Regions from separate parts of the Homo sapiens genome. Here region 2 is linked to region 1. A link is a loop called in an ENCODE intact Hi-C map of the cell type or tissue named here. Cell type or tissue: testis. All regions are shown on one strand.

Region 1 (8,000 bases):
GATGCTCCTTTGCTATGTTTCTGGCTTGCAAGGGGCACCCCGGGATGTTCCTAGAAAGGAAGGTGGCATGATGGTGACAGCCTTGATGCCAGGAGAGGAGCTAGCAACTGAACCACAGAGACATTCCCAGCAGTCAACAGGAGCCACAGATTGATGAGCTAAAGAGTTGTGCAAACAGTGTTTGTTTGTTTTGTTTGGAGAGGGAAGTCCGTGTGTTTAGAGCTCAGCTTGTCTCCCTCCCTCATGTTACAGGGGAAGAATCGGAGGTTCCGAGTGGGGAGTGACTCTCGCAAGGCCACGTGGCCAGCCACGGCCAAGAGCGACACCAGAAGGTGATAGTTCTACTTGCTTCTGAGTCCTTAGAGCGCATAGCCTAGTCTGCAGTTACAAACATGCTTGTTCAAAACACAACAGCCGTTGCTGATGACAATAGAAGTCGTTTGCCTGGTTTCGTTCATCTGCATCTCTAGGGGTTAGTAAATTTGCAGCCAATTTTCAAGGATTTCAAATTGAATTTCTAGGTAGCTTCTACTGAAACGTGGAGAAGTGATTCCTGGTTCCCATGTTTATCCTGTAAAGGGCTGGGCGGAATATTCATTCATCTGCTGAGTGTTTACTGACCATGAATTTTTTGTTGGGCCCCGAGATGAGGAGCTTTAAAAAAGACAGCCTCTCTTGGAATCCAAAAATGCTGTTGCTGCTTCAGCCTCATAAAGTTCAGTGTGCAGTGGGAAAGAGAAGCTGACAAATGGATTGTCAGAATCCAGGTTGCAGAGTGGAGAGGGCTTGGTTAATGGGTCCAAACATGCAGTTAAATAGAAAAAATAAGTTCTAGTGTTCGATAGCACAGTAGGGGGACTAGTCTTAACAATAACTTATTGTATATTTCAAAATAGCTGGAAGAGAAGGTTGAAATGCTCCCAACACTAATGCTCCTAACAAGAAATGATAAATGGTGGAGGCGATGGATACCCCAATATCCCAATTACTCTGATTTGATCATTATACATTGTAGGCATACATCAGACTATCACTTGTGCCCCATAAATATGTACTATTATTATGAGTCGATAAAAAAGAATCCAAGTAGCATGGTTGGAGCATGCCAGGAAGGCTGTGGGGGTCTCAAGGAAGTGTCTGACCTGCCTGGAGGTCAGGGATGGCTTCGTGAAAGAGATGATGCCTCAGCTGAGTCTTGAAAGACAAGATGGAATTCCCCACACGGGAGAGAGGAGCGGATGGCTGGGAAAAGCTGTTAAATGGAAAGCCATTAAATGTCCCTGGCCATGAGGCTGGAAGCAGGGGGAGTAGACAGGGAGAGATTAGCAAAGCCTTGATGTCATGGGAAGGATCTTGAGCTTTATCTAGAAGGTAACAGGTAGCTACAGAAGAGTTTAGAGCAGAAGAGTGACGTAACATTTGCCTTTTTTGAGGGATCCCTCTGCCTACCATGAGGGGAAGAACTGGGAGCAGAGGCAGAGGCCAGTGAGGAGATGGCTGCAATTGTACAAGTGGGATACCTTTAATATTAATAATTATTACAATATATCATGGTGTACCAGACACTGTTCTAAGAATCTTACATGTTCTAGTTCCTTCATCCCCACGTGTTAAAGTGCATATAAAACTCTTAACTTGGGGCCTGGCATAGGGTAAGTATCCAACAAATTATCCACACAGTATTAGCAATCTACATGAACTGTTCGTCCCATTTTGCAGATGAGGATTGGGGTTCACAGTGTTTGAGTAACTTACCGTATTGAAGGCTGTGATGCACAGCCTAGACTCATCTAATGGAAGAAAGGATTTTTTTTCTCTCTCTTTCTTTCTTTTTAGAGACAGGGTCTTGTTCTGTCACCCAGACTGAAGTGCAGTAGTGCAATCATAGCTCATCGCAGCCTTGAACTCCTGGCTTCAAGTGATCCTCCTGCTTCAGCCTCCCAAGTAGGTAGGGCTGCAGTGTGAGCCACTGCGCCTGGCTGGAAGGATTTATTTATAACTGCTGAGAGAATTGCCCTCTTCAGGGCTGCCCCAGCGCAGGAAAACTGCATCACCCAAGTTCACTCCCTTCTGGGGTCAACCCATATCCAATGACTGATAGATGCAAGAGGATAAAGGCCTGACCTCCTTATCCCAACTTGAGACAGCTCCAAAGGGCCAACCAGTTTCAGAGCGCCCCATAGGATTGGCTGAGACCTTTGTTGAACCTTCACCATGGCTCAACTTCTCCCTGTTCCCAACTCTGCTTCTTTTTCCTCTTCTCCAAAGGTGTTGATCCAAGAACACTTCCTACTAAACATGCTGCCCGCTAAACTCTGCCCCAGCATCTGCTTCCCAGGAACCAGTCTGTGACACTTTCCCAAGGTAGTACAGCCAGTAATCAGCAGAGCCAGGAAACAAACCTTGACTTTTTTAGAGACAGGGTCTCACTCTGTTGCCCAGTCTGGAATAATGTGGTGGTGTGATCAAAGCTCACTGCAATCTCAAACTCCTGGGCTCAAGTGATTCTCCCACCTCAGCATCCCAAGTAACTGAGACTACAGGCATGCACCACCATGCCTGGCTAATTCTAAATTTTGTTTTTGTAGAGACAGGGTCTCACTATGTTACTCAGGCTGGTCTTGAACTCCAGGCTGTAAGTGCTCCTCCCGCTTTGACCTCCCCAAACCTCCACTCATTTGATTGCAAAATCTCCATTCTGCCTTCATGCCACTCTATGTTTACCAAGTCTGTTGACTTTCTGAACTTTGGTTCCCTTGTTTGTAAAGTGAGAGTGTATCAGTCAGCTTAGTCCAGGTTATGCTGAGGTAACAAACATCTCCAAAATTATCTATGGCTTCCAAAGATAGTGAGAGGTGAAGCTGGCTGGGCTTCTGGGTCAGGTGGGGACTTGGAGAACTTTTCTGTCTAGCTAAAGGATTGTAAATGCACCAGTCAGCACTCTGTGTCTAGCTAAAGGTTTGTAAACACACCAATCAGCGCTCTGTCAAAAGTGACCAATCAGCACTCTGTAAACGGACCAATCAGCATTCTGTAAAATGGACCAATCAGCAGGATGTGGGTGGGGCCAAATAAGGGAATAAAAGCAGGCCACCCGAGCCCGCACCGGCAACCAGCTTGGGTCCCCTCCGACGGTGTGGAAGCTTTGTTCCTTGGCTCCTCACAGAAAATTCTGCTGCTGCACACCTGGGGGTTGGCACTACCTTCATGAGCTGTAACACTCGCCACGAAGGTCTGCGGCTTCACTCCTGAAGCCACTGAGACCACGAGCCCACCTGGAGGAACCAGCAACTCCAGAAGAGCCGCCTTTATGAACTGTAACTCTTACCACGAGGGTTTGCGGCTTCATTCTTGAAGTCAGCGAGACCAAGAACCCACCGGAAGGAACGAATTCCGGACACAAGAGGGTGACCAAAACTTGTTTTGGTTTGCCCAGGACTTTCTTAGGTTTAGCACTAGAATCCTGCATTCCAGGAAATCTCTCAGTCTCAGGCACCCCAAAACAATTTACTTGGGACTGTCAGTTTTAGAACTGAAAGTCATGCATCTCAGGAACCCCCGCAGACCTTCAAAAACCAGGAAGGTTAGTCACCCTATAAAAAGCAAAGGTTTATTTTTCATTCAAGTTACATGTTCATCACTCACACTTTTATCATTACGTGATGAAAAGTGGCTGATGCTTTGCTTAAAATACTTTTTACCCATAACTCAGGTCAGTGGACATTGCTAGTCCGAAGGCAGTTGAGAAAAGAGATTCAGAGAAGCATGCACGATCTCTTGCAGATTCTACCCAGAAGTGACACAAGTCACCCCTGCTCTGATTTCACTGGCTAGAACAGATCACATGACCAAGCTGCGAGGAATGGGGCAGGATATTTGCTGGGGATGGGCGGGTACGGGGGATATTCAGGGAGGGAATCTGGGGTACTTGGACGCTGCTTGGAGGAAGCATTCTAAAACATCTTGGGTGGCAGCTAAATGCTTCTTTTCGGAGCGCCCTGCATTTTGCAATGCTCTGCCATGCTAATGATTTGAAACGGTGGCTAATCTGACAAGCCAATTGGAGTCCCCGTGATTGCATTTGACTCTCTGACTAATGACAAGAGATGAACTCTCTTTTCTTAGTGCAACTTACGGTTGGATAGACTTGGGCCATCGCCCGGTCCCAATGTTCAAAATGTTGCCTTGTAAATTGTCTAATAAAGTAATAAAGAAAGGGACTTGCTAAATGATTTGTCTTTTAACCGTTGTAATGGGATTTTTTTTGGGTAACATTGTTTTATGTTAGAATGCAAAAATTATCACACGTAATTAGAATCATTTCAATTCAAGTCTCTGCCAGGCCTCTGACATATACTGCGACTTGTGCCACGTCGAGCAAGTCAGCTCGTAAAACCTAATCAACTACAATTTAAAAATGCAGTCAGATTTGGAGTGGTGCGGCAGAGACGAGTAGGGAAGGCTGCCCAAGCTGGCTTTGCCTTGGAGAGTGAAGAAAGAAAGAGGGAAGAAGGGGAAAGAAGGCAAGAAGACAAAAGCCACCAGTGTGTCTATTCAGCTTCATTAGGGGACCGATGGGAGGCAGGTGGTTGCTTTCTGCTGGGGTGGCCTCGGACCCGACTGGCCTTGGGTCAACCTTGATGCTCTTAATTATCCCCCCTTCAGCACCTCTCAGATCTGACATTTGTGTCACCGGGTTTCATTTCCTTCAGGCCGACCAGGTCTGTGTGTCTGCTTAATATTTAATCGTAATCATGCAGACACATGTATGTATCATTTATCTCCAAAAGCTGTAGTATAAATGTTTAACCAGAAAAGCACACGGCAACTCATGTCATCTCACAGACAAGCTTTTGCAGGGTGCAAGGACAGGCAGGCTGCCTCCTTCTGGGATAAGGGTATTTATTGAGAAATATGTCCCTGATTCCCAAAATGTCCAGGTCAGGCCTTGGAGGGTGGGAGAGGGGGTTACCAAGCTGTCGCTTTGTTCCATGGGCTTGAATGAGAAGCTGCTTTCTTCGACCAGAGCTCCAAGTTGGAGAATGAAGATGACCTCCTGCTAGGTGTTGGTGGGAGCCCAGGCCCTGTAATTGTCCCATGATATCCCCGTGCACTGATGACAACCCAATTGTCCTCACTGTGGCCTAGAATTTAGTTCTCTGCAGGAGGGGCTGTCTGCCCAGGCTGGGATGTGTGGGCGGCATCGGAAGATCACGTTGGAACAAGTGACGTGTGGTGGAATGATGACACCGTAAGGAGGAAGTGATGCCATCAGGGAATGGTAGTATGGCTCATGAATATTCTGGGCACTTGTACCCACAGCCAGAGCCGGGCCCGGCTCCTGATTCATCAATATTACGAATCGGCACGGTGGTGAGCAGGCTGTCAGCAACTTTAATTTTTGCTTCAAGTCCAAGGAATTACAATGGAAGTATTTCCCAGGGACTCCCAGCGAGAACGTGGGGGCAGTGCCTTCTGCAGTCAGAGGGGGTGGAACTGGATCTTGGGAGCTCTGCGTTCAAGACCCAGGTGCCCCACACTCAAGTGCGGGGTATCCTTAGGCAAGGCCTGACCCTCCCAGGGAGAGCAAGAGCATGTGAGCACCTAGGATGTGCCGGAAACCACATTGCAGCAATTCTGCAGAGGAGAGATATTGGCCCCATTGCACAGGTGAGGAAGACCGAGGCTCAGAGCAGGGTGGGTTGTCTAGCAAAAGGGTGATGGTGCTGAGGCTGGAGCCCCGTTTGAGTTTGCAGGCATTGGTTTCCTTACCTGCCAAGTGCATGTGATGATGGCTGCCTTGGGGGTTGTTAGGAGGACAAAATGAGGGACTGAGCTTGTGGGTGCTTTGGAGGTTATCTTGAGTCCTTGGGGGAAGGGCATTCAGAATCTTGCTATCAGCATTGCTCACATCAGCTCAGCCTGCTGAGGGCTGCAGAGACTTTTTTCCATTATGTGTCATTTCATCTTCTTAATGGCAGGGTGAGGTAGGTGTGAGCATGAACATGAGGTCCATGCTATAGGAGAGGAGAGTGAAGCTTGAGAAGCAGAATGCCTTGCCCTTCCAAGGCTCCTCAGTGTAGAAGTGGCAAGGTATCATTTGAAGGTCATGGTTGAATGTGTTTAGCAAAGTAAGGAGGGTAGGTGCTAGGTACCCATTTTGCAGATTAGAAATGGGAAGTCACAGGTGGAAAGTCAAAGGACTTGCCTCTGCAGAAATTAAGATTTCTTCCATCATTCTCAGCAAACTATCGCAAGGACAAAAAACCAAACACTGCATGTTCTCACTCATAGGTGGGAATTGAACAATGAGAACACATGGACACAGGAAGGAGAACATCACACACCGGGGCCTGTTGTGGGGTGGGGGGAGGGGGAAGGGATAGCATTAGGAGATATACCTAATGCTAAATGACGAGTAAATGGGTGCAGCACACCAACATGGCACATGTATACATATGTAACAAACCTGCACGTTGTGCACATGTACCCTAAAACTTAGAGTATAATAATAAAAAAAGTACAAAAAAAAAGAAATTAAGGTTTCTTTAAAAGGGGGGAGGGAAAGATGACCCCCTTATCTCAGTCTTTCCCTCTTTATCTCTATTATTTAAACTAAAAATAAAGTGGGAATAATCCTCCCTTTTCCCCTCTTATCCTTCCTCCCTGCCTTTGATGCTTTTACGAGTCAAGTGCAGAATTAGCAACAAAGGCAGACTCATGCCCACTGAGGGTAAGGGAGAGAGTCTGGTCATAAGTGGAACATTCATTAAGCTCCTACCATATGCCAGGCTGTGTAGGGAGCAGACAGGGGTGTTGACATTTGTATCAAGGAATTCATCGTCTTGAGATTTCAGGGTGTTGTTACCCAGAGCAACCTTGAAAATGTCTCTCTTACTTGACAGAGAGGAAAATTCCAACCCAGAAGGGTTACACAATTTCCTCACAGCCTCCAAACCACTATCTGTCATACAAAAACAAAACAAAACAAAAAAAACAGTAGTGCAGTAATGAAGTGAGTAGACTCAGAAATGGGATTGGCAGGACTAAATCTGGGCTATTACCGCTTATTAGCTGTGTGACACTAGGCTAGTTGCTTTACTTCTCTGGGCATCAGCGCTTTCCAGTAGCAACTGGGGCTAATTGTTGTCAGCAACGGGAGTTTCCAGCAGCAACTGGGAGTAAGTTTTGTTAGCAATGGGAAGGTGATTCTGGAATGCCTAATTCTGATCTGCCATTTATCTCCCCATCCCTGCAGGGTTTGGGGCTGACAAAGGTTCGATGCCTGACAAATAACAATCAAATGAGGAAGAAAGTATTCTTTATTCTTCAGCTCCAGGTTCAAGTGAGGTTTCTGATTTCCCAGTGTAAATATAAATCTTGGGACCTGTGTGCTCAGGATTGCCTGTAGGGAGAGAAGGATGGCCAGATCCTGCGAGGGGTCCTAAATGCGTGTACCCTACCAGGTATATCAAGCAAATAAAGACCAGTGGGGATGGCCAGAGATTCCCCAGGGATAAAACTCTGCTTAGAGAGAATCAGGCAAGAGGGTGCCGATTTTGTGGTACAGTAACCCTGTGCATAACTGAAATGTGGCACAATATGTATTTTATATATATATTTTATAGTGACCAAATAAGGATCTCAGTTTATTTTTCTCTGGTTGAGGGCTGGAAAAAATGGTTACTAGAAAGGGCAGAAGAGTCGGGGAGAGGTACGAAATTCCTTTCTAAGGTCTTTCTTAAAGGGTCGTCTTGCCCAGGCGCGGTGGCTTACGCTTGTAATCCCATCACTTTTGGAGGCCAAGGTGGATGGCTCACCTGAGGTCAGGAGTTCAAGACCAGTCTGGCCAACATGGTGAAACCCTGTCTCTACTAAAAACACAAAAGATTAGCCGGGCATGGTGGCAGACGCCTATTATCCCAGCTACTTGGGAGGCTGAGGCAGGAGAATCACTTGAACCCAGGAGGCGGATGCTGCAGTGAGCTGAGATCGCGCAA
Region 2 (8,000 bases), 620 kb after region 1:
TGGGACAAGTCAATAACTGAGCAATAAATAAGCATCTCAAACATCCGTGGTCTTGGCCCTGGCTGCACATTAGAATCCCCAGGGGAGCTTTTAAAGCGTAACCCAGGCCCCCATGCACCTCTCAGAGGTCCTGATTTAATTAGTCTGGGGTGGGGCCCGGCCATCAGTATTTTTAAAAGCTCCCAGGAGGATCCTACAGGCAATCAAAGTGAAGAATCAGTGGCAGGCAGAGGCTCCAAGGACATTTCCGAGGCAGTCCAGTGCCAGGAAGAAAAGAAACAGGGTCTCAAGAGGGAGAATGTGAGCAGCAATCAGGGCAGCCTCCTTGAGGTGGTGACATTCAGCCCTGTGCAGATCTGGGGAAGAGCATTCCAAACACAGGGAACAGCATGTGCAAAGTGCACTGAGTGGGTTTCAGGAACAGAAAAGTGGGTGTTCCTGGAAATGCATGAGATGGGAGGTAGGGTAGGAGATGAGGCTGGAGAACGCAAGAGGGCAGAGTGAAGGAGGCTGGATTCCTTTAGGGTAGAAGGCAGACTCCCCCTGTAGGGGAGTGACAGGATCCATCACAGAGTATGTGGCTGCTGTATTGGACTGACTGACTGAGGCTGGACTCTAGAGGTGCTAGAATGGCCAAAGGAGGCCAGTGGGGAAGGCTCTGGTCCCATCCCAACAGGTGATGGTGGTAGCCAGGAGCACCTGCTGTGGGGAAGCCAGGAGACAGTGCCTCCCCAGACAGCTGCCTTCCCCCAACCCCAGGCTGGGTCAGAGACTGTCTTGTACCCATCCCTCCCAGCCCCTGGGCGAGCCTCGTCCCAGCCCAGAGCACAGTGAAACATAATTGCCTGGCTCTGTACTGGAATGGGGAGCGGTCTGAGTTCCGGATGACAGGTGGGTCTCATCCCTTGATGAGCTCACCCTCTCAGCCCCAACCCAAGGTCCATCTGTGTGTGGGAACCCCTCCCCACATTTGAGTCTCCCCAGCTCAACCTCCGACCCAGTACCCACCCACTGCCCACCCCCTGCCCACAGGGCATCAGTGCCTTTTGCGTCCACAGAGGGGAGTGAGATTAGCTGATGAGTTTAACGGACAAGCTCAGGGTCCGTTGCCTGGTTTCTAGATTCCACCTTAATTTCTTGCTTCTGAATATTTTTCAAATTCTATTTTAACTTTAAGAATATTCTTCCCATAAACAGACTCTTTACAAAAGTGGAAATGTATCTGGTTAACAAACATATGGGGAAAAGCTCAGCTTTGTGGGAATCAGAGAAAAAGACATTCAAGTGAGGAGATGCCGTTTTCACTTAATTTTCTCACAGCACATTGTTGCTGCTGTTGTTCAGGTTATGTGTCCATCACCTGAACCAGGATGGGTGAGAAGGGCCCCCTCGTTTGCTGCTGGTGGTGAGGGCAGCGCGTCTTTGAAGCAACGTGGTGCTACACCTCAAGCTCTTTACAAACACGCGTTCCTCGGACCTGTGTCCCAGCTTCTATGGAACATTCTAGATATTGAAGAAAACGACACACAAGGAACGATGCTCCCTGTGACATTAAATATGAGCCCTCAAATGGGCAGCGACCTAAATATCCACCCAAGGGGAAATGAAAAATGAATTATGACTTGTCTATAGGAGAGGATATTACACAGCCGTTCCAATGTTGACAAAAATGAATAACAACATGGAAACATAATTGTAACATAATAGTAATTGAAAAGACAAAAGAGAACAAGACATAACATGACACAGCAAATATGATGCCCAGTATTAAAAGGAGAAAAAGAAAAAAAAGGATGCAAACGACTCTGAAAACAACAAAACAATAAAATACCCTCTAGTTGCATTGATGGGAACGGGAATTAAGACATCTCTTCTGTTTGGTTTTGTGATGTTTTTTTCCCTATGTAGTCCATCCTTTTTATTCCTTATAATAAATTATGGGGGCTGGGCGCAGTGACTCACGCCTTTAATCCCAGCACTTTGGGAGGCCGAGGCAGCCGGATCACGAGGTCAGGAGTTCGAGACCATCCTGGCTAACACGGTGAAAACCTGTCTCTACTAAAAATACAAGAAATTAGCCGGGCGTGGTGGCAGGCGACTGTAGTCCCAGCTACTCGGGAGACTGAGGCAGGAGAATCACTTGAACCTAGGAGGTGGAGGTTGCATTGAGCCAAGATCATGCCACTGCACTCCAGCCTTGGCGATAAAGTAAGACTCTGCCTCAAAAAATAAATAAAATAAAAGGAAAGAAATTATGATGTTTTCCCCACCACTTAGCCCCTTTCCACACAGAGCATAGAGGTAAAAGGCTCAGTCTGGAGCTGAAAACTGGTTCCTGCATTCATCAGCCTTGTGACTTTGGACGAATTACTCCCTTCTCAGAGCCTCAGTTTTCTCATCTGTAAAATGGGCCTAATCAAGCCTTGAAAGGCCATGGTGGGGCAATTAGGGCAAAATCAAGGTATAAGGTTCTTCCTTGCTTCTAACCTGAGCATTGGTCAGCACATATCAAATGACTGGCAATGTTATGATCATTTTCACTAAAATTAGACATTTCTGATCAAAGGCCATTCCGTTTTGTGCATGGAAAAATACACAGCTTTCTTAAATATTTATAATGGCTCTGAATCTGGGCCACAGACTAATAAAAGTAAGCCATGCTCAAATCCATGTCTCTTCCACACTTGCCCCGGCACCCCTGCATACTTCCTGGCAGAGAAAAGGATCCCTCTTCTCCTGAAGTCCTTGGTCAACCACGTGATGTCTTAAAGAAGCCCCTATTGAATGGGGACCTGGGACTGAGAGACGGAGTATATATGTAGGACAAGGCAAAGCTGTCCTAGAAGTCAGAGATCTGCGTCAAGAGTCCGAGACCAATACCCTCAGTTTCCTGAGCTGTGAAATGGGCAGATTGGTCTAGATTGTTTTTTCCCAGCCTCTATTTCCTGGATGTGCATCTGATTCACCCAGCCCAAAATAATGCCCTCCTGAAAAAAATTAGTTTATTATTAAATGTGTTTGAGCATAAACATCCCCTCCAAGATTGTATTGTTATTGTTGTTCGGCTGCATAACTTTTTTTTTTTGAGACAGGGTCTCACTCTGTCACCTATGCTCTCAGCTCACTGGAACCACCACCTGCTAGACTCAAGGGATCCTCTCGCTTTAGCCTCCTGAGTTGCTGGGACTCCAGGCGGGCACAACCACTCTTGGCTAATATTTTTCACATTTATTTGTAGAGACAGGGTCTTCCTGTGTTGTCCAGGCTGGTCTCAAACTCCTGAGCTCAAGTGATCCTCCTGCCTCGGCCTCCCAAAGTGCTGGGATTACAGGCATGAGCCACTGCACCCAGCCACATAATAATATTTATCAACCTGTCAAGAAGACTTTGGGAAGACAAAGCACAGATTACACACATGTGTATTGAGCACCTGGTGTGTGTCAGGCAGAGTGCTGGGTGCTGAGGACATAGCGGGGAACAAGACCCATAAAAAAATCCCTGCTCTTGAAGAAGCAGGCAAAAATAAACAAAATTAACATCATAAATAAATTATAGAGTTTGATAGAAGGTGATACATTAAAAAAATGGCAAACGGGAAAATGCAGGGACAGGATTGCGATTTTCAACGTGGTCTGGAGGTGTGTCCCTGAGAAGGGGACATTTGAGCAGCAACTAGAAGGAGAAGAGGGAGGTGATTGTGCAGGTAACTGGAGAAAGAGTGTTTCAGGCAGGGGTTCTCAGTGCAAAGGCCCTGAGGTAGAAGTATGCCTGGCTTGTAAGAGACCAGGGGCACTGGAGCAGAGGGAGGGAGAAAGAATGAGGACAGAGAGGTGTCAGGGCCACAGCAAGAATGTTGGCTGACATCCTATGTGTTTTATACTGGAGATCTATACATTATGCTCCTCTTCCATCCACCCCCTTCCCACCACCACGTGTATCCGTGAAGCGCAGCCATGCCAAAGCTGAGATGGCCAGGAAGGCTTCCTTCTCTACACCCAAGCCCTTGATGGAGTCCCCACACCCTGCAGGACCTGTGTTCCTGTTCCCCGTTTACAGACGGGCAAATCCAGACTGGCCAAGCTGGAAGTCTCTTGCCGCAGCCTCAAATCCCGGACTCAAGGAGAAGGCACAGACTCCTATCTAAGTGGCTCCATTGCAAGGCCAGCCCATCGTCACCGGCCACCCCTCAGAGAGACACGGTCTCCGTGACAGGGAGCCGGATTGGGGGGAAGACAAGTAACTTCTCTCCTCTCACCTGCATCTCCTGGGGACGCTCAAAGCCATTTTAGGAAAAATTAAAGTGCTAGAGTGCTTTACTCAGTGGGAAGTCAACGTATGAGCCTCATTATCCCAAGAGGTGGTGCAGGCTAAAAATATACGTTGGTTCACTGAGGGTTTTCACTAAAAGCAGGGATGACGGATTCAGAGAGTGCTGTGAAGGAAAGCTGGGAGAGGGAACTGGCCTAGAAGGAGCAAGCCACAGAGGGCAGGTGGGCCACCTGTAACCCACACCCCTTTAGGAGCACTCAGGAGGCAGCCCAGGAGAGGGGATTAGCTGACTTTGGAGCCCCAGCTTCAATGCGCATGCCCTGGCCAAGGCTTCCCAGCTCTCTGACCTCAGGCTCGTCTGTGAAATAAGGTGAGCAGTAAGCCTCGCCTCATAGAACTGACATGACGATTAGATGAGGTAATGCATGGAACCAACAAGCACGGTGTCTCTTAGCAGTGCATGTGTTTGTTCTTGTTCAGCGTCTGTCTCCCACAGGGCTGGAATCCCTGAGGGCAGGGCTGGTGTCTATCCATCCATAGCCTGGCACATTGAAGACACTCAGAGCATATTTGTGGATCTACACATCAGCTTCCCGCCTGGCCACAGGTATCTATCTGGGTCCTGGGCCAACTTCTTCATCTTCCTCAGGGTACTACAGTGGTCCTAGCAAAACCACATCAGCCTGGGGGAACCAAGAGGCGGGTCTCTTTCTCTATCTGGCATCTCACGCAACCAGTTCTTTGAGGATGAAGCTCCAGCCAGCAGCAGCAAGAAGAAGAAAGACTCTCAAGCCCTCAAAATCTGAAAAATGACTCCCAGTCCAGACAGACCTCATTCTCTGCCACCTGCCCCCACAACCCAGAGTAGACAAGAAATACAGTTTGAGGAGGGGGGCCTTTGAAACCGACATTACCAACCCAGGTTTCGTTAATCTCCCATTCTAAAAATTGTTCATTTCAGTGGGGTGGAACTTTTTATTCCTACAATAAAAGAACAATGAAGAGGATAAAAACAACTGCAGACAAGGTGGCTTCACGTCTCAGTGCAGTGAGGCTGATGGATTATTTCCTCGGTGACAGGGACAGGAGGAACAGAATAGGAGCCACCTGTGTCACTTGTAATTTTGTAGAAACCGTGCTTTTAAAAAGTAAAAAGAAACCATGAAATTAGTCTCAATAATATGTTTTATTTAACCCAACTTAACAGAAATACCATCATTCCAATATGCAATCAATCAGTGTTAAAAATGTTGAATTCAGGGAGTTGACATTCATTCTTGGTACTGAGGCTTTGAAATCCAGTGTGTATTTTATAACACATCTCTATTCGGATACTATGGTTGAAAATGTGGATGCATGTGGATCAGTGATTCCAAACATACTTAAACGTTTCCCAATAACTGCATTTTAAAATTTAAATCACTAAAATTAAATGTAACCCATTTTCCATTTAGGAAAAAAGTGCAGCTTGCCGCCAGCACAGTGTTCTTGGGGCAAAGAAGAAATGGGTTAATTTAACATTCAGTTCCTCAGGTAGGTACCACCAGCCAGATGCCACGTGCTCATTGGCCACATATGACAAGGGGTTACCCAAGAGGACTCTCAGGGGCAGGGAAGCTCCCACCCCACCCCCCACCCCCCACCCTACCCCTGAATCCTGCTTTCCCTATCTTTTAGTGTCTCCTGCCCCAACTCCCCAAAAGGCCACAGTCCAGGAGAGGTTTGTAGCACTAGACAGCCTCTGGCAGGAGAGGGTCAGGCTCCCTACCCACCCAGGAAAGCTCTCTTTTTCCAGGCCCTTCCACGGTGAGCCTGTACAGGCATGCACACAAGCACACACACACGCTCACAGGCAACACGAGTGCACGTGCATAAACACACACACACCCCGCCTCTCCCTGAGCTCAGTATAGAAAAAAAAAATGTATGAGAAAGCAGGCCCACGTGCAGAAGACCAGGAGCATTTAGAGAGTCTCTCTGTGGGGTGGAGAATGCAGCCCCTTCCCCCAAGGCAAGCCCCTTCTTCCTACCAGACAACCCCTTCACCTGGCTTCCTCTCTTCCCCCCTCTGAGTTCTGTCGCTTGACATGGCTGTCTTGAGCACTGCCCCACGCTCCCGCCACCTCAGGAGGTGGAAAATAGTGCTTTGTTGGCCAGGGGGGCAGAGGAACCCATAAGAGAAAGAAGGAGAAAGGGTGGAAGGAGACAGACAGACACAGACAGAGAGGCAGAGAAACAGAAAAAGGCCAAGACACTGGTGACCAACTTGCCACAGGGACCGAAAGGGTCTCATGGGATGTGGGACTTTCAGTGCTAAAATTGGGGAAGTCCCCTGATCAGCTCACCAAGAACCACAGACAGCAAGAAGTGATGCTTGCCTGGATGCGAGGGAGAGAGGCAGGGAGGGGGTCACAAAGGGGCTGGCAGGTGCCTCCCTCCAGGCCATGCTTATGGATGGCGTTGCCTCTGAGACCTGGGGCTCCAATCCCATAGGCCTCAATGAAGCTCAAAGAACCACCCCCCCCACCACACACACAAAATGCTCTTGTACATGACATTCCTCTCTGAACAGAGACAGGAAGGGAATACCTGTCCCTCCCTAGTGCTACCTCCCCTCACCCCACCAAGTGCTTTCAGCAAAGGAAACCACAGAGGTTTCTCCCTGCCCCTTCAGGGAGCACAGAGACCTGTTCTCCACATCCACCCGCCCTCTGCCCTCTCCCATCTGGGCCTCTCTCTCACACCCCTTCCCAGGTAGTCTTGAGGCTCCCCCTTTGAGTTTGCAGAATCCCAAACCCCAGATGGAATCAGAAGCATCAGTGGAATGGTGTGATCATCTCCCTGCATGAACCTGTGTGGTCTTCGGCAGGTGACTTGGCCTCTCTGAGCCTTCATTTCCCATCACAGTGGGGGTATAGCAGAGCTCATGGCATCACACCTACGCCATCATTCTATTCAATCCTCATTAGTATCATCCCCATTGTAGAGATGAATGGGCTCAGAGAGAACAGGTGGTGTGCCCCAGTCACACACCTCAAACTTGGCAGAGGCAGGATTTAAACGCAGGTCCACCTGGATCCCAAGCTGTAGCTTCCAGGCATGATTCTACAGGGTGACCTCCATGAGAGGCTGCTCTAACCTCCAGCAATAATTCTAAATTCCAGGATGCCTTCGGTGAGAGTCTCTGACTATAGGATCGTGGCTTCCTTTCAGACTCCGCCAACCCTAAGCCATCTATTCCAAACTCAAGCTCTTAACCACAGACCGCGCCCTCCCCTAATGAAGTCACTCGCTAGGTACCTGACCCCTCCACACTCCCAGGTCTCCCCAGCTCAGGCTGCGGTGCTCTTCATCTTCCACCGGTTCAGCTGTCACCAAATCTCCTAGGCTGAAATATCCCCAGGTCTAGATGCCTGGTGATTTTTTTTTCCCTTTTTTCCCTTTGCTTTAAAATGTTAACCACGAATGGATTTATTTCAAACCAAATCACCTTTCCCCGTTTCCTGGGGAAAGTGTGACAGTTTGCAAAGCCTGTAATTCTTCTCTCCCGAGTTAAGATTTGCTCGAGAGAAATGGTTTTCCCCCAAGTCGCACAAAGAGTGCACAGAAGAAAGGAGGGGGCATTAAAAAGAAAAGAAAAGAAAAGAAAAGAAAAAGCATTTGTCAGATTTGGAGTGCAGGCAGTGTGTGTGTGTGTGTGTGTGTGTGTGTGTGTGTGTGTGTGTTTCCAG

Evidence for each region. Hi-C counts contacts between places; a loop is a spot of excess contacts. Peaks named below come from ENCODE experiments on the same cell type or tissue, not always from the same donor. Only the 100,000 strongest peaks of a DNase experiment are listed, where the experiment ranks them.
Region 2: a loop joins it to region 1, with 2.3 times the contacts of the local background. A loop is called at or near these places in 3 of 110 quality-filtered maps.

What each region holds. Positions count from the first base shown.
Region 1 is chr22:26,763,922-26,771,921 of GRCh38, forward strand. All of the region lies in intron 2 of MIATNB (MIAT neighbor), which reads left to right. Among named protein-coding and RNA genes, the nearest start is that of MIATNB, 95 kb to the left of the region's middle. In testis, no CTCF peak of the experiment used is centred here; DNase peaks (open chromatin) are centred at 290 and 3,070.
Region 2 is chr22:27,381,695-27,389,694 of GRCh38, forward strand. No RefSeq gene overlaps it. Among named protein-coding and RNA genes, the nearest start is that of LINC02554, 75 kb to the left of the region's middle. In testis, no CTCF peak of the experiment used is centred here; no DNase peak of the experiment used is centred here.